Linked DNA regions of Mus musculus: region 1 is linked to region 2. The links are chromatin loops, found by intact Hi-C in ENCODE. Cell type or tissue: left cerebral cortex. All regions are shown on one strand. Each heading gives the region's core, and the rest is flanking DNA. Links, peaks and the distances in the headings are about the cores only. Region 1 has its middle 7.5 kb from the start of Gm13790. Region 2 overlaps Gm34722 (a long non-coding RNA gene).

Region 1 (9,343 bases), core at 537-8,536, 69 kb after region 2:
TGGGAGGGGGAGCCAGGATGCCACACACAGAGGCCCTCAACACACCCCACCCCTGTCAGACACACATGGGCTCACAAACCCCCACACTCACCCTGACCTCCCAGTTTTTCTATCGTTCCCCACCCACAAAGTGCTGATCAGAAAGTTAGGAAGCCCGAAATGCCGACCTGGCTCAGCCTGCTTTCCATGCGGGAAGGTCAACACTTTCTCAGGTTGCCACAGGACAATGTCATCTTGTTAAGCCTTGTAACTACACCAGAAATGGCTCTCTTCACTGGGCTGTACTGTGGCTCAGATACAGAAGGTGGTGGGCCAAGTGCTTGGGGCGGATTCAAGCCAAGGTCAGACACTACCCCTGCCTGTACTTTTCTGGAATGAGGTTGACCAGTTGTCTGCCAATAGATACTGTATCCAGGATTATAATTCCCACAGGGACTGACCACCAGAAAGTTACCACTGGATCTATTGCTATTGTAACAACTGGGATTATAGAAACACTATATGTTTCCACCCAATTTCTTCCATGATTCTTTGCCATAAGCCCACTAGTCACTTTTAAGAGGGTTGAGAATCAAGGTCCAGAGCTTGCCTCAGGCTGCACAGGAGTCTGTGGTAGAGCCAGAAACTTTACCTGTCTGCAACTCCCCGCCCAGCAGGTGGGGAGTGTGTGTGTGGGGGGGTCCCCACATCTGGCTTTGCCCACCCTCCCACCTGCCCTGTGGGGGCAGACTGATTACTGCAGCGTGGGGCAGGCCTCCTGAAGCCAAGCGCCAGCGCCAGTGGCAGGATGCACTGTCTCTGACTGGTAAGCAAATGTCCCGCTGAGCAGGTCATAGTTGATCCAGGCCACCACCTGCCAGTTGATTTGCTTATGGACACAGGTGCTGATCGGGAGGGATTATCTGCGATTTAGCTCAGAGACCCTGGCAGACAGACAGACAGCCAAGGCCAAGGCTAGGTGGGAAGCCAGAGACTTGACCTTGAGATCTCCATCTCCTGTCCCCTCCCCAGCCCTCCAGGCCACCTTGGAGGAATTGAGGGAACAGGAGGGATAAGTTGTCCTGCTTTGGAGGAAGCTGGTCCTGACTCATATCCCCATCCAAATCCCTCCATTCTCCAAGGCTTGCTGCCTGGATCTCTCCTCTCTGACGCCTTCCAAGATCTTCTCTTTGCTCTGCCAAAATAATCCAGTGACAGGGACCATCCCAGACAGTGCCTGGTGCTTTACATACTCTGCCTTACTTTATCAAGACCAATACGAGCAGGGATTTTTATGCCCCCAACTTTTTACATGAGGAGTGTGACCCTCGCAGACCGGAGGCCATGGTCACCACATAGCTAGCGCAGGTGGGACCCAGCCCCTCTTCCCTCCCAGTTATTCCTGGACATGGCAACTTGCCACAATCCCTCTAAAACCCGTCCTCTGTGTTTTCTAAGCTTTTTGACTTTTTTTTTTAAAGTCTAATGTATTTATTTTCCATTCGTGTCTGTTTGGTTTTTCCTGTGTAACTCAGGCTGACTTGAATTTGAGCCTCAACCTCCCAAATGGTAGGGGTTGCAGAGGTATGCCCCATGCCAGCTCCAAAATAATGACCAGGGTCATATTTACAGAAAAATCATGCAGGTAGAACAGATGGGTCCCCTACACCCCTATACCACTTCCCCTCCCATAAGCATCTTATGAACAGCCTATCACAATGGAAGGGCCAACATCTTCACACCCCTAAGTGAAACTTGTCAGTTCTATGGTCCCTTTCCTGTATCTGACTTTATAGACATTTTTCCTTAGTGTCTCCTTAATTGAGGCAGTTTCTGGCAAGTTCCTTGGTTTTGTTTTGAGGCATGTGACTGCCTGCATGTGGACATGCATGTGCCTGCATGTGCACATGTGTGTGCCCGTAGAGGCCAGAGGTCGACATTGGGTATCTTCCTTCATGATTCTCTGCCCTGGTTTCTGAGGCAGGGGGTCTCAGTGAACCCATTGCTCACCAATTGACTAGGCTCACAGGAGGTGACCCCTAAGTCTCCTCCTGTGTCCATCTCCCTGTTCTGGGATTCTATGTGAGGGCTGCGGTGACTGGCTTTCTATATGGGTGTGACATGCAGATCTGAGCTCAGGCCCTCAGATTCGTACAATTCTCCCCAGCTGCAAGTTTCTTTGTGTTGGTGGCCACATGGATCGTGTGGGGCTCTAGCCAGAGAGGGTAGCACTCAGTAGGGCGCTGTGAGGTGGCTTCTTCCAGTTATGTCACGAAGGAGGACCACGGAGGTTATATGCTCTCCCCGAAGGGCCCAGGGACCCCGTCTCTCATTGATTAAGAACTTTCACCGTGAAGCTCGGGGTATGTTCCTAGCTTGGGCTTCTCTGTATGAAGTCTCTCTGTCTCTTTCATTTTGTGCCCTTCAGTGGGAGACCACCTGTATAGACTTACAGACAGGCCTACTCTGCCCCGCTCCTTCCTCAGGGAAGGGTGTCCAGAGAACATCACTCCACCAAGGAGAGCATCGCCTGTACTTACAGCATGCTGTCTATGTGCCAGCGCGTGCCCGCAGTCAATGTTTTAGACCTCCCCTCTATTCTCTTCTGTGCCTGTGAATGACACGTGCTGCTTTCTCCCTCAGCTGATCAGCATACACCCCCACCCCCAAATCTGCTCTGAGGCAATCTCATTCCACGGAGTTTTAACAGGCAATCCTCTTAAAATAGTTTCTGGAGGCAAAGTCATCCGAGGTCGCAGCACAAGAACAGAGATCCCAGCTGCAGGACTTATCAGGTCTCTTTATATGCTGATCCTCTGAGTAGTGAGCCATCCAGAGGACCTGGGAGACAGCCCTCCCCGCGGGGCTGTTCCTACAACCCTGATCCAGAAGGGAGGATGGATGGCAGACACTAGGAAGTCATTCAGGGATGCATTTCACCTAACTGGACCCAGGTGTTCTGAATAACAAAGACTCCATTTAACCTCCCCTCTGCCCCTAACAACTCCCAAAGTCTTAAGTTTTGGTTTATGGCCCTGTACCGAATGAGAGGGGTGTGAAAATTCTGGCAACAGAAAGGTTTCTGAGAGCAGGGTCCAAAAGTTAACTCAAAGTCAAATATGTAACAGAGCTTAGTGGGTTCCCACTGTGCTTGCAGATGTTGCAAGTCGGGTCTCAACTGCAGCCGCTCTTAGAACCGCGCATGCGCTTAAACTGCGCATGCTCTCACCTCACACAATGCCAGTGAACACTGCCTGACGGCCCTAGGCTCAGCTTTGTGGACTTGACCAACTACAGTGGTTTTTGCTGCACAGTTTGCTCTTTGTTTAAAAAAAAAAAAAAAAACTTGTGGTTTAATTACGGTAAATAAAGAATTTTAATATTTTTCTACCACTAGACCTCAGAATGTGTCAAGTTAATATTCTTGGATTGTATTGTGTTAGAATGCCTAAGATTTCTTCTTTAAGTTTTTAATTCTTTTATTTCACATGTGTGGGGTTTGCTCACATAGATGTGTGTACCATGTGTGCGCCTGGTGCTTACAGAAGCCAGAAGAGGGCAGCATTAGATCCTCTGACTGAAGTTATAGACAGTTGTGAGTCGCCATGTGAGTGCTGGGAATCGAACCTGGGTCCTCTGGAAGAGCAGTCATAGTTCTTAACCACGGAGCCACCTCTTCAGTTCTGAATGCCTCTCTGAAATATTTTTTTAATTGCTATTTGCATTGTTGAGTCTTTGAAACAATGATTCTCGACCTGTGGGTCACGGCCCACTTGGGCAAATAAGCCTTTCATTGGAGGTCACTTAAAACCATTGGAAAACACAGGTGTTTACATTACGATTCACAAAGGTAACAAAACTGCGATTATAGAGTAGCAACAAAAGTAATTTTATGCCAGGCGTGGTGGCACACTAATCCCAGCACTTGGGAGATAGAGGCAGGTGGATTTCTGAGTTCGAGGCCAGCCTGGTCTACATAGTGAGTTCCAGGATAGCCAGGGCTACACAGAGAAACCCTGTCTCGAAAAAACAAAAAACAAACAAACAAAAACAAAAGTAATTTTATAGCTGGGGTCACCACAACTTGAGGAACTGCATTAAAGGGTCGCAGCATTAGGAAGGCTGGATAGATTTAAAACAACAAACAAACAAACAAACAACAAAAACAACAACCAATGCTAAACGAATTTTGCCTTGGGATTAAGATGGAATTTTCCAACAGATTCTGAAATGGCTGCCAACTTGGGCTGTGTATTTAGCATGGTAAGCATTGATATCTATAACTCAAATATCATTCAGCTCTCAAAACTTTGGAAATGTACTATATGCTGCAGTTCAAATACTCAGCCAAGAACTCGTTCTTTTTATACACATAGATATAATTCTTATTTTATTTTATTTTATTTTATGTGCCTTGGTGTTTTGCCTACATGTCTGTGTGAGAGTGTCAGATCTTGGAGTCACAGACAGTTGTGAGCTGCCATATGGGTGTTGGGAATCGAACCTGGGCCCTCTGGAAGAGCAGTGAGTGCTCTTGACTCCTGAGCCATCTTTCCAGCTCCAAGAATTCATTCTTTATATAGAAACAGGTGCATGTCAGCCTGTGAGTTTGTTTTTTCTTACATGATAAAATTATACACATGCCAAACTGATTTAGAATCAATTTCTTCTTTTTCTCTTCATTCTATTACTTTATGTGTATGGCTGTTTTGTTGCTTGTCTGTCTGTAGTATAAACATGCATTTCTGTCAGAGGCCAGAAGAGGGCATTAGAGTCCCCGGAAGTGGAGTTACCGATGGTTGTGTGCCTCCATGTGGATGCTGGGAATTCAACTCGTTCTGGAACAGCAGCCAGTGCTCTTAACCACAGAACCATCTCTCTAGCATCTTGGATCAACTTCTTTACTTCTTACCAGGACTAAGCGACCCGTGCGCCTATTTTATTTGCTGTATACCTGGGGTTTCAGGAAGTTTCTGAGAGGGGTGGGGGGATGTTGGCCTGCACTGGGTTACTGAGAAGGTGTGAAGTAAGGAAAAGAAGGTAGGAAAGAGGGAAGGTGGGCGAGTAGATGTTACATAGATAGATGAATACATAGGTTTTGTGATTAATGACGGGTGTGAACGGATGAGTCCATAGGTGGATGGACAGATTGAAGGTTTGATAGGTGGGTGGGTTGATAATGAGGTGTGCTGATTAGCTTTTGTCTTAAGGACACAAACTAGAGTCACCTGGGGAGAGGGAACCATCACTGAGGAAAGGCCTCCACCAGACTGGCCTGTGGCAGGGAGGAGTAACATGTGAAGACCCAGCCCACTATGGGTGGTGCCATTCCCCAGGACCCAGCCCCGCTGTGGGTTGAACCATCCCGATGACCCAGGCAAGTGGCAAAAGAAAACAGCTGAGGAAGGCTGGAGAGCGAGCCAGCAAGCAGCATCCCTCCATGGCCTCTGCTTCAGTTCCTGCCTACAGATTCCTGCCCTGACGTCACTCAGTGATGCATTGTGAAGTGGAAATGTATGGCAAAAACCCTTTCTTGCCCAATTTGCTTTTGGTCACAGTGTTTATCTGAGCACCAGAAAGCAAATTAGGAGAGAAGGGTTGGGTAGGTGGGTGGACGTACGCATTGGCAGAAGTTGGCTCTTGGCTTTGAGTATTCCCTTTACTAGTACTAAAACTATCTCACCCCTCAGTTACCTGTGAGCTCCCAGAACCAGGGCCTGAGGTTCTTCTCTGCTGAGGATAGTGAGGGCAGGGTCAGCTGACTCTGCCGTGCCCGCAGGTTAACAATTTGGCATACCCTTCTGTCTTTCAACAACCTAGAAGGTAGGTATTAATATTTCTCATCACCACTCAAAGAAGGCAGCTGACAATCGGAGATGTCAAATTCTGGAGGGAGGGAGGGAGGGAGGGAGGGAGGGAGGGAGGGAGGGAGGGGAAGGGAGAGAGGGGGAAAGAGAGAGAGAGAGAGAGGGAGAGAGAGAGAGAGTTACTTCTGGATTGGAAGCTTGGATTCCCCCACAATGGCCAAGTTCTCAGCCTATAACCTCTGCTGGCTCCCTTTGCTGAGGTCTGGCAGCTCCAAGGGAAACTATCCAAGTTCTCAGGCCCCAGCACACGAGAGCTAGGAGGGCGTAGAAAATGGACACGCCAGGATCCCAGAAGCACCAAGCCTTCAGACCAGATGTGCCAGCATACGTGTGCGCATGCGTTTGAGAGGGTGTGTGTACATCCAAAGATCGGGGTTGTTTTATGTAGCTGCCTGGATTGCTTCCAAAAGATGATTTGAAGTAGTTGACATTAAAGAGAAAAAAAAATCTCTGCCTAGTTAAAATTATACCATTAAAATTAGAAATACAATACAAGGTCTAAGAATAAATGCCGTTGGGAGCAGAGAAGGGCCCCGCTCTCATCAGAGAGAGCGAGTGGGGTGGGGAGAGGCCTGTGCTGCCAGAGAGAGGTGAGAATCTGCACCCAAAAAAGGCTCCAATTCTCAAACTCCTGCAAGGTCAGCAATCCCTTATAAATAATTTAAGAGGCATTTTAAAAAAGAATTTGAGTTCCCCTAGGGTAGTCTATGAGGAAGAGGATTATACTAGGAAATGTGGGTTAAAGTCAACAACGATTAAGTCTAAACTGACCCGAAGCTTCCTGGTAGCCATAGCAAAAACAAACAAAAACCACACACATTAGTTCTCCTAGACGCTAAAAGCAACATTGAAAAGAATGAAATCACAAGTTTTTAAGAAGTATGGGTTTCCTAGTGATAAATCCCAACAGGGATGCATTCCCCGGCTCACCCTAGACACTAGATGACACAGAATGAGCCTGTGAAACATCGTGGTTTCTTGAAAAAAGTCTCACTGTGGAACTTAGAATAGTATCAATTTTGAATCCTTCTTGCCTCAGCCTCTGGAGTGGTGAGATCACAGACATGATCCACCACACCTGGTCATGGCTTATCAATGACATCCTGTACCCTGGATGTGTGCTTGCACACGCACACACCCTTACACAGTGTTCTGTCAGTGAATGCTAAGGCTGCATGCATTGCCTGTGGGGCTGGTAGCAGGTCTGTCTGGAATGGGATCTGACTTGATCTGAGGACCAAGGGGTAACCCATACTCAGGGGTAACATTTGCTGGCAGAAGCAGTAAACAAGGGCCATTCAGCTTTGGGGGGCAGGCTGGGCAGGCTGGGCAGAGCTGGACACTGGTCTTATTCCCTGGCATATGATAGGACTAGTCTGGCTAGTCTTTGGACTGTTTGTCATAGAAAGTCACAAGCAGGACCGCTGCCCATCAGTGAGAGGCCTCAGCCAAATCCACAGAGCAGACCTGGAGATTAGACAATCAAGGCTCAAACCCCTAATCCACAGAGCAGACCTGGAGATTAGACCATCAAGGCTCAAACCCCTGGACTGAGATGTAGCCTAATCATAGCACACTCACCTAGCCTGCCGAGGCCCCAGGCTCCATCCTCAGCACTGCCTGAACATATACAGACACACACACAAACACATACAGAACACACACAGACACACACAGATATACACACAGGAACACATACATATATATATATATTATATTCATATATAATATATATACATATATATACACATACACAGACAAAAATACACAGACACACACAGATATACACACAGACATACATAGATACACACAGATATATATATTCACACAGGGACACATAAAAACACACACAGAGCACACAAACACACATACACAGGACACACATACACAAACACAAAAGCACACACAGAAACACACACATACAAACACACATAGCACATACACACAGAGACACACACATGCAAATATACGTAGCACATAGACACATACATAGATATGCACACAGAGACATACATACACACAGATATATACACAGGGTCACACACATACACACATATATAAACACACAGACACAAACACACTCACACACCCTTGCTCTGTCCACTGAGCTTTGTGACCTTGGACAAGGACCATGAGCTTCTAGAAGCCTCGGGTTCCTCAGGGTCAGAACAAAAACTCCCTTCTACCCCCACCCCAGCCCTGCAGCAGCACCCAGTGCCCTGGTGTTCTCTCTCCCAACCCAGCAAGGGTGGAACATAATGCTTTGAAAACAGCTCTTTGGGGGTCTCCTCGTAGGTTTGCTGTGGCCTCAAACCCCTAAAATACAACAGAGAATTGGGCGAGTAGATGCATTTGGAAGACAGGTACTCATGGCCTGTCATATGGCTTAAAGAGGTTCTGTGACTCCAGAAGCCGAAGGGACTGATGGGAGAATCCTACCCAGTGCTGCCACTCCCAGCCTCCCAGTCCAGCCCAGTCTTGTTACTGGTTCCAGACCCAGTTCCGCCTCTGGTGCATGGAGGATGTGGTCAAGTCTAGTCAGTAAGCTTTGGGCTGCCTCCAGGAAACAAAAGCCCCACAGAGGGGTCTGGAGGGGTGGCTCAGTGGTTAAGAACGCACACTGTTCTTTAAAAAGACCTGAGTTTAGTTCCCAGCGTCCACACCAGGACCCAGAGCCTGCGTACCTGATGGGCCACACAAAGCTGCTCATCTTCCGTCCTTGCCTTGACGTTAGCCTGGGATTCGTGAAAACTAAACCAAAGAGAAGATCGTGCCTAACAGCAACATGAAGTGAGATTGCACCAAGGATGAGTTATGAGCGGCTACTCACAGTTACAAGTGATTTCAAGGTGAGTGTTTATAATATCAGCTTTGGCCAAGGCTACACACACCTGTGATCCCAAGGTGGGGGGTGGGGGGAGAGAAGGATGAACTCAGGAGGTGGGGGCAGAAGGACGGCAAGGTCAGTGCATTCTGAGCTACAAACGCACAGCATTTCTCAAAACCTCAAGGGTCAGGTGTAAGTAGAAACACTTGCCCAAGCAGGGCGTGGTAGCGCTCGCCTTTAATCCCAGCACTTGGGAGGCAGAGGCAGGCGGATTTCTGAGTTTGGGGCCAGCCTGGTCTACAAAGTGAGTTCCAAGGACAGCCAGGGCTACACAGAGAAACCCTGTCTCAAAAAAAAAAAAAAAAAAAAAAAAAAAAAGAAAGAAAGAAAGAAAGAAAGAAAGGAAGGAAGGAAGGAAGGAAGGAAGGAAGGACTTGCCCAGTGTTCCTACAGAACTCAGTCTGTCCATCCATCCACCCATCCCTCCATCCAGCCATCATCTCTCCCTCCCTTCCTCTCTCCATTCATCCATCTCTCTACCCATCTATCTCTCCACCATCCATCCATCCATCCACCCATTTTTCTCCCCGTCCCTCCACTCTTCTCACCATCCATTCATCTATAGCTTTCCATCCTGCTCATGAGCTCCTACTTGTCCTTGGGACTCAGC
Region 2 (9,343 bases), core at 717-8,716:
TATCGGCCTGACAGAAGGTATTGAGCCCTTAAGACCCCCTGGATGTGGCACTGCGCTGGCTAATTTTACATCAATTTGACACAAGCTAGAGATATCTGATAAGAGAGAACACCAATTGAGAAAATGCCTCCATAAGATCAGGTTGTAAGCAAGCCTGTTAGTGATTGATGGGTCAGCCCCTGCCCACTGTGGGTGGGGTCAGCCCATTGTGGGTGGGGCCAGCCCAGGGCAGGTGGTCCTGGGTTCTATAAGAAAGCAAGCTGAGCAAGCCATGGAGAGCAAGCTAGTAAGCATCACCCCTCCATGGCCTCTGCATCAGCTCCCTCCTCCAGGTTCCTGTCCTGTTTGACTTCCTGGTTTGACTTCCTTCAATAATGGACTACAGTGTGGAAGTGTAAGCCAAATAAACTTTGTCCCTCCCAAGTCGTTTTGGTCATGGTGTTTGTCATAGCAATAGTAGCCCTGACAAAGGTAAATTGATGACAGACCTGACCTTGTTTTGGGGGGAGATTGTGTAAGAACTTTGGGATTTGGGGTTAGAAAAGCCGTTGAGTGTTGAGAGCTCGGTGAGCTGCTCTGGGGGAGCCTGGAAGATGAGCAGTGCAGACAATGCAGGCCTGGCCTGTGAGGTTTCAGAGGGAAGCAAAGGCTATTGAGGCCCATTTGCTATTTTGAACTGAGAATTTGTGGTTCTGGTCAGCTGGGGCTGAAGAATTAGCTGCGATTAACAAGAGACCAGCACCAATAAAGTATAACCTTCGAGTTGCTGGGACACTCGATGCTGGTCAACTGGAGCTAAGAAACTAGCTGTGATCAACAAGAGACCAGCATCACTGGGGTGAAATATTCTGAAAAGTTTCTTGAAGGTCAGCATACAAAAGCTGTATTCCAGAGATGGACAGGGCTGTACCTTACACTGGCCTTGGTACTGTAAGAGTCACCAGGTGGTCCTGGTTTTGAAGGCATGCCGGGATCAAAGAGAGCCGCTGAGGCTTGGCCCTGAGTGGCAGGGCTGGGGTCCTAGAAGAGAGCCCAGGAGAGGCTGTTGGTGAAGGTGCAGCCCAGTTGCAGGAAAGACCTCAGCATTTTGGAGATGCCAATACCATTGGGATGACCACCAAGAACTGTAGTCATAACGGAGTGGAGCCAGCCAGAGGCGACAAGAGAGGCTGTCTGTGCTGCAGAGGGCAGAGCTGGAGAAGTGACCCGAGTCCTTTGGAGGAGCCCAGAGGTGGTGAATGAATCCCAGATATCGGGCATTGAGGTATTTACACTATTGGAGTTCGGTTTTGCTTTGTTTAGATTGTCACTGTGTCGTGCTTCTTCTCTCTTGAAGGAAGAAAGTATTTAGCATTTTCTTTTTTTCTTTTTTTTCTTTTTCTTTTTTTTTTTTTTTTTTTTTGGTTTTTTGAAACAGGGTTTCTCTGTTCTCTGTGTAGCCCTTGGCTGTCCTGGAACTTGCTCTGTAGACCAGGCTGGCCTCGAACTCAGAAATCCACCTGCCTCTGCCTCCCAAGTGCTGGGATTAAAGGCATGTGCCACCATGCCCGGCTCTTTTCATTTTTATAGGAGCCCTGTAAAATCCAGTTGAGAAACTTTGGACTTTTTCCACACACTTTTAAAGTGTTGGAATTGGTAAGGCTGGAGGACTTTTAAAATTGATATTCATGTGTGATCTTGGGGAAGAACAGGAAAGGCAAGGTTATGGTTTAACAGCGATGTGTTTGTCTGACAAGGGACCAGTTGTGCTGCTGGCTGGCTCCTTGTTAACTTGACACAAGTTAGACTTATCCGGAAAGAGGGAAGCTCAATTCAGAAAATGGCTCCATAAAGCTAGACTGTAGGACAGCTAATGAATTGGTGATTGATGGAGTGGTGCCATCCCCTTGTGGGCGGGGCCATCCCTGGGCTGGTGGTCCTGGGTTCTATAAGGAAGCAGGCTCAGCAAGCCAAGGGGAGCAAGCCAGTAAGCAGCACCCCTCCATGGCCTCTACATCAGGTCCTGCCTCCAGGCTCCCACCCTGCTTAATTTAAGTCCCTGTTCTGACTTCCTTCAGTGATGAACAGTGATGTAGATGTGTAAGCTGAATTAACCCTTTCCTCCCCAGGTTGCTTTGGTCATGATGTTTTATCACAGTAATTGAAACCCCGGCAGTAAAGGAGATTATCATCCAGTTGGGAGGATGATACATATGTAAAGAGCGACAGGAATCCAATGATAACGTCAGGTAGAAACAGCATGTCACAGGGTATGTGCATGCCTCTCAAATTTGAGGAGGGGACAAGACACTGAGATCGTGGGAAGAGATGGTACAGATCCTCGCCATTAGTAACCACTGCAATTCACCGTGAGGGTCAGAGGGACAAAGCTGCTGGCCAGCCACTAATGGGGCTCAAGCCCAGGCTCTGGGAGCCCAGAGAAATCTCTGTCCTGCAGCCCCCGACCACCTCAGCTCAGAACGGACTCAGGATAAGTAGCCCAGGCTAGCTTCAAGCTCACTGTGTAGCTAATGATGACCTTAAACTCCTGGACCCTCTTGCCTCCGCCTTCCAGATTCTGGGATTATACACACTCACGAGCATGCCCTGTTTATGAGATGCGGGGGATCAAACCCACAGTTTCATGCATGCCAGGCAGATGCTCTCCCAGTTGAGCTACCAGCTCCTGGGTGAAGAAGAGCATGTGAGCAGCCGAGCTCTGGCCCTCATCCCCCAGCCCCGTGCAGGCCGCCCAGAGCAGTCCTGTATTCCGCATGGAGCCTCTGTGGGTGAAGGAGTCACAGCCTCAGGTGTCTGGTGCAATGTGGAATGGGAGGAGGAGGTGAGGTGGCTTCCCAGGGCAGTGGGATTAAAGCCACAAGCACTGGAAGGGACACGCGTGGGTACACATAGGGGGCGGGGTGTCACAGCTGCTAAAGGGGCTTCTCAGCTCTGAGGCTCAGACTGCCTGCCCTGTCTGGAGAGCGGGTTTATCGGCTTTTACTATTCTCCTGCCAGGGCAGTTTGGCAAACAACCCCCCAAAAGGGTGTTTTTAGAAAAGGGTCACCAGGCAGAACATCTCGAAGTCTAGAGGCTGGACGCCCACCCTCCCTCCCGAAGCCAGAGGTTCCCTTCCTTTCTGTTAGCTTCTAGCAGTAGTCATGGCCCCTGGGTCATGTAGTCTCTCCTGGGCAGCAGCAACAGCGTGCCTCAGCATCCCTGTGCTGAACCTCAGGCCTTTCCTCGGGACGCCAGTGGGTTAGAGCACACCCCAAACCTCATCAAACCTGGCTGTCCTGGAACTCACTCTGTAGACCAGGCTGGCCTCGAACTCAGAAATCCGCCTGCCTCTGAGTCCCAAGTGCTGGGATTAAAGGTGAGCACCACCACTTCCCGGCTTGAATCTCTTAATAAGGACACACCATAGGATCCAGGACCCAGAGCGGCTCAGTCCTTTTGTAGGGACACAGTCCCTTCTAGAAGAAAGGTCCCCATACATGTCAGGGAAGAGTCGCCATTGGAGAGATTCCGAGTGCAGGCCTCTCTCCCCAGACTTCAGCCCGTTCTACCCACAGCAGAAGCCGAAGCCCACAAGGCCCTAGGGCAAAGCAGGTCTCCCGGCGCGATGCGCGGGGAGAAGCATGCTGATGTCAGCACGTGCCTGCCACCTTCCTTCCTAGCAGAGCTCAGCTGTCAGTGTCCTGTCACGCCTAGCTCCCCGCACGTCCCAGATTTTATTGGCAGTTTCATTGTTTCCCCCCAAATCTTTTCCTTTCCCTTGGCATTTTCCTCGGGAAGGCTGAAGCGGGAGGAGGGGACAGAGCTGCCTTGAAAACAGGTGGTGCCAGTGCCCCTGCCCTGGGGTCAGGGGCAGCAGAAGACTCCTATGGGGCATCCCGTTTGCCAAGAGCAAAGTAGGACAAAAGGCAGGGGTGGAGAGTGCCCTGGAGAGGCCTGGACCCCACAAACTTTCAAGCCCTTCTGCAGCCCTCCCAGGTGGCATGTGGGAGGCAAGGTCACAGAGTAAGAATATAGGCCATTACGTCAGACCCACCCAGGGGGCACCCCTTTGGTGCCTCAACATACCCGTCTACTAAATGGGAACAACCAGTGCCTCCAATGGCTGAGACCAAATCTAGGCCATCCTAGGTCACCCGTGCCCTAGAAGGCTGGTACTACCACTATCAGTACCTTTGTGGTGGAGAAACAGAAGCTCAGAAAGGTCCGGCACCTTGGTCATGTGACCAGAGAAGCTGCAACATCTGGGTTTGAACTCAGCCTGTAGCAACATTCCTGGTCTGTGGAGTAGGTCTGCTACTTAAGTCTGTCCTATAGGGTCAGTGGAGGGGTGAACCAGGCACACACACTCGAAGAAACGCCATCCGGTGTGCTAAGCAGGATGGAGCCCGGCACCTCGCTGGTCACTCTATGTTGAGGGCCCAGTGGAAATTGCCGGTAGTAAAACACAATGCACGGTGGCCTCTTCAGGCATGAGGTGAGTTTGGGGGTCTCTCTGGAACTGAGGCTGAGTCCATGGTGGGACCACAGCTGGGTACGTTTCCCTGTCCCAGCAGGGCCGTTGCCCCTGCGAGGTGCCCCAACTGTGCAACCATGTAACAGAGGCCCAGAGCAGTGGCTGGCCCAGGGCTGCCCAGCAGGGTCGGGTGCTGAGGGCTTGCACTTCTCCGTGGCCACTGCCTGAGCCCCAGCTCTACATTCTCTACAGCGGGGAAAATCAGAACTCCCTATCGTGGGGTCAAGAGGCCACCCCGCACGCGGAGAAAACTCTTGAGCCTCTAGAAAGTTCCTTACAGAGCTCAGACTCCAAACCCTTCTGCTGTGCAGATGAGGAAATCAAACCCTGGGATGGGAAGAAAGGAGAAACTACTACCCCAGCCTCGGACTCCTGGCCCAGGGTCACCATGGGATGCCCCTGCCACTGCCCCTCCCTCCTCCCTGTGCCCCTGACCCCCGCGGCTCTCGAGAGCCTGAGTCCTGGCCACGCAGCGAGGAGAAACGAGGAACGCCGTTCTTCCTCTCCCTGGCACACTGAAGGTTTTGAAAGTTAAAGTGTTACCGTCGGCTTTGTTGTTGCCTAACTACGACAGACAAATTGAGAACGAGTTGTCAAAATGTCAACGCACAACAAATCAACATGCGAAACGAGTCCCGGCGCTCCACGGTGTATAATTAAACAAAAAATCCCTTTTAGAAATTTCAGCGAGCGTCGGATCCACTTTATATTTGTCTGTGTGATTAATAAAGGCAGCTAATTTTCAGACTTTAAAAACAGCTAGAAAATAGCTCCTAATTACATATTAGGTTCCTGGCGGCCCCCGCTGTGCTCCGCCGGCATTGGTGGGCCGAAGAATTTGGCAGAGCCTTAATTGCATTCTGAGCGCCATCTAATTTTAGTTAAATGTAATGTAATCAGCAGCAGATGTCTGAAATAAAATATGAATTATGAATATGATGAAATTTCATTCTTGAATAAAAAAGTAATTTGCTATTTAGTTCATTAACGTCTTCGAGGTCTGTTCGAGCAGGTAGAGAGCGCCCAGAGTGCTTATGGGTTAAATGATACCTGGGATGAAGACCCCCCCCCACCCTCATCTGGGACAGGAAACTTCACAAGGACACACCCAGTTGTGATGAATGAGTGTGTACCTTGAGTCCAGATCCTGATGAGCAAGAGTTTAGGGGTGAGGGGAAGTGACACCCTGGCATCCACTCTGAAATGAGCAGGGTGGAAAGCTAGCTCCAGGTGACACCACACTGGCCTTGGTGACAGTGTGGAGCAGGGATTGGTGTCTCAGTCACTGACTCAGGATGCAGGCTCTGCTTCGTTCTGTGCAATTGTGAGCAGGACCTAGGTTTCCCTTTCCATAAAATGGGATCACCAAAGCATTGATCGGGCATCCCAAATGCACCCGGGGTTTAGTTAGTGCTGCTGGTCTGGTGTCGCCTTCCACCGAGGTTGCTCCTGTCAGGCAGAGCAGTGGTAAAACATGGCTCTTAAAATACCCGCTTTGGCTGGAACAGTGGTACTTGGGAGACAGAGGCAGGCGGATCTCTGGGTTTGAGATCAGTATGGTCTACAGAGTGAGTTCCAGGACAGCCAGGGCTCTACACAAAGAAACCCTGTCTTGGAAAACAAACAAACAAACAAACACCCAAACAAACACCAAAACCAAAAACCAACCAACCAAACAAAGCTGCTTCCTTTGTTTGTGGGGCAGCCCGTGATGAAGGGATTACAAATTCTATATTGTGTTTCACCCAAGGTCCAGAGACACTAGCAGCCCACAGCTAGACATTGCCAAGATTGGGATTTGATTCCACAATTTGCTTCAGTGCTTGCCACCACATTCAGACGGGTGCCCCAAGAGCTCAGTTGGTAGGTGTTCTGGGCTAAGGATTCCAGACAGGGTGAGGGAGAGGTAAGAGGCAGATGGGGTGGGAAGGATGGAGTCCTGAAGCTGCTCTGGGCAGGTTAGGAGACACAGCTGCCTCTCTACCCTCTCTTCACACCAACCAATAATTTCCTGCAATTATCTGGAAGAGATTAATTAGCAAAGGGCACCATATTGACTCGAGGTTGCCTTTTGCGATCAATAACTCGGGAGAGTACTCGAGGCAGGCAGGGGTGGGGGACAGAAAAAATAAGCTGAATTGGAAAATGGGGGAGGTGGTGGCTCTATCCAGAGTTCTGAGCCTCTGTCTGAGACTCCTAGCTTTGCCTGACTTCCAGGTAGCCTTGAGCACTGTCCCTTGCCTCAGTCTCCTCTCATATAAAATGGGTATGCTACATCGAAGACTCTTAGGACCCTTCAGATCCTAGTCACAAGCCTCACTCAGAGAAACCCGAATTCCTGCCAAGAGGGGCTCTGTGAGTTGGTACGTTCTGGTTGGAAGACAGGGATCTAACTGCGTAGCTCAAACTGGCTTTAAATGATAAGTCTCTTTGTCCTTCTGTTCCTTGATGTTCTGACAAGAGAGCAGGCTCCTTGGGCATGTAGGGTACTCTGGTATCACCATGATGGAAGAGGCTAAAACCAGGTCTAATGGGGCAAAAAATGGAGTCACCAAAGCTAGAAGGATCTACAGCCATCAGGGTAGGAGTGCCACAGGGTAGGTGATCTGTGATTCCAAAGGACACAGCTACCACCAGGGACACTGCACTGAGCCCCTGAATGTGGTGGCAAAGTGGGACAGGAATCCCCAGAATTCCTCCTACCCCCCAGCTTCCCATCAGACAACCTGCTTGGATCCAGTGGGCAGGGAGTCAGCTTTCTGGGAGGCACAGAGCTGACTAGAAGAGAACAGCCTGGTGGTGGTAAGAAGAAACCTAGCACAGGCTGGGATTGCAAGGGGCACAGGTGTGTAGCCCCACTACTCTGCCACTGAGGTGAGAGGGCCATGAGTTCGAGACTAGCCTGGTCTACATAGTGAGGCCCTGTCTCAAAAAAACAAAACTTAAGGTAAGCAAACTACCATGACCCCTCTTGGCAAGAGCTGAGTTATTTTGTGGGTCAGACTTCTGAGTGGACATCAGAGGTCCTAAGCAAGCGTAGGCCTCACCCTGTGTTGCTGATACTTGGATCTCTGCAAACAGGCACACCAGGGCTAACTCCTAGCTTGCTTGCTCCAGTCCCAGGGAGAGTAACTACTCTGGCTCTGAGATCAAACCAGGCCACCCCAGAGAAGTGCTAAGCAGGACAGGTCTCTGCAAAGTGCTGGCTCTGCCTTTCTCATCCTTCCTTAGACCCTCTTGCACGCCATCCATTCATCTGGTAGTCATTGGGTCCTCGCCGTACCTGGAGGACCAAGGTTCGAGGAACCTGAGAGCCATATGTCCAACCGAAAAATAATCTGAGCATCTTTGGGCTGGAAGGATGCAGGAGCCGCAAGATAGAGCTGGACCCTGGGCCTGGGAGGTTTCTCAAGATCTTGAAGCTTTAGCTATGAGGTTTTGCAGGATGGGATTTTGGGTGTCCATCATCAGCTGTTTCCAGCAGAGAAAGAGTCCTCTCCTCTATTCTCAGCCCAGGGAGCCGCCCTCCCTGAGTTGTTCCTGTATTATACTCCTGTGAGCAAGGCCACAGTGAACAAGCATCCCTCCATCCAGGTCATGGGGAGGGCACAGAGGGATCTAGGAAGGCAGACTTCATGAGTCTCTGCCCCTCATCTCTCCACCCAACCTTGCTCTACCAACAGAGTCGGAGGGCGCCTGCTGGCCACCCCATGGTCACACTACCAGGCCCGGGTCAGCTGCCTGTCCCTGCTCTATTCATCAAGGGCATGACAGCCAAAATTCATTTGAAGATGAAGAAAGTGGCCGCTAATCCGTTCTGCGAGACATTGATAGACTCGCTGCTCCGGGAAGCTCGCACAGCAGTAATGAAATTAGGTTAAAACTGCTGGCGGAGCGCAGGTAATTGCCCTTGTCTGTCACGAGGAATAACATCTCCCAAATCCAACACAATGATTGTTCAACTTGCAGGGATTTCCTTCTTCTGTTTCAAAAGAAGAAAAGAAAAAAAAAAAATCCAGAGGGGTGAGGCTCAGGCAGTGGCTGGTGGAGCCATTGCCTGGACAACTGCTTAGGATGGCACCAATGCCCAGCTGCTAACTAACCATTGCACAGCCCAGCCTTAGCTGGAAGTACCCTAGGAGAGAGGAAGCCTGGTGACAGGCCCCATAGAGCGTGCCCAGGGCCCCACCCCCAAGTTGTGCTTTCTCCTAAGATTCTGTCCCTACTCCTTCCAATGTCAAGGTCTGTGTAGAAAATATGGCGGGGGTGGGGAGGAGGCAGAGAAGTCATGGGGGGGGGGTCACAGCTACAGATTTCATGGCTCTGAGGTTTTACAAGACAGACATCTGAATGCAGAGTCTTGTGTGCAAGTGACCTTAGGTTGTTATTGAGACATCATTTCTCCCTGTGATAGAGGGGATCGTGATGGGGGGTGTGGCTCATGACTCACCCTGGAGATCGCACAGGGACCACAGGTTCCCCAGGCTGTGGGCGTGATAGAAGGAGCTGGCCGTGTTCTACAGTGTGCGCATCCTGGAGCCTTCGCTGTCAGCAGACATTTGAATGTCAGAACAGGAACCCTTTCCACAGGTTAGCTGAAGTGCAAGTATGACATCAGTAGCATCAGTGATGTCAGGGAACATCTGAATGTCAGCATCAGTGCTCTGGTGCCAGTGGCCTGGAAAGCTTGCATGTCCCCAAAGAGGAAGGTCAACAGCTCAGGCACCTAGCACAGAACTCAGAAGCTAAGAGGAACAATAACTTCTTCTCTTCCTCCTCTTCCTTCTCCTCTCCCTCCTCTCCTCTTCCTCTTCTTCTTCCTCCTCTCC

Evidence for each region. Peaks named below come from ENCODE experiments on the same cell type or tissue, not always from the same donor. Only the 100,000 strongest peaks of a DNase experiment are listed, where the experiment ranks them.
Region 1: it touches region 2 in a loop (1.9-fold over the local background); 3 of 42 quality-filtered maps call a loop at or near these places.

What each region holds. Positions count from the first base shown.
Region 1 is chr5:114,539,084-114,548,426 of GRCm38, forward strand. No RefSeq gene overlaps it. Among named protein-coding and RNA genes, the nearest start is that of Gm13790, 7.5 kb to the right of the region's middle. In left cerebral cortex, for the core only: a CTCF peak has its summit at 4,725 (motif pointing right); a DNase peak (open chromatin) is centred at 6,243.
Region 2 is chr5:114,470,111-114,479,453 of GRCm38, forward strand. Gm34722 (a long non-coding RNA gene) reads right to left here. Exons shown (of 2, transcript XR_387590.2): 2 at 8,880-9,109. Among named protein-coding and RNA genes, the nearest start is that of Gm34722, 5.4 kb to the right of the region's middle. In left cerebral cortex, for the core only: no CTCF peak of the experiment used is centred there; a DNase peak (open chromatin) is centred at 5,317.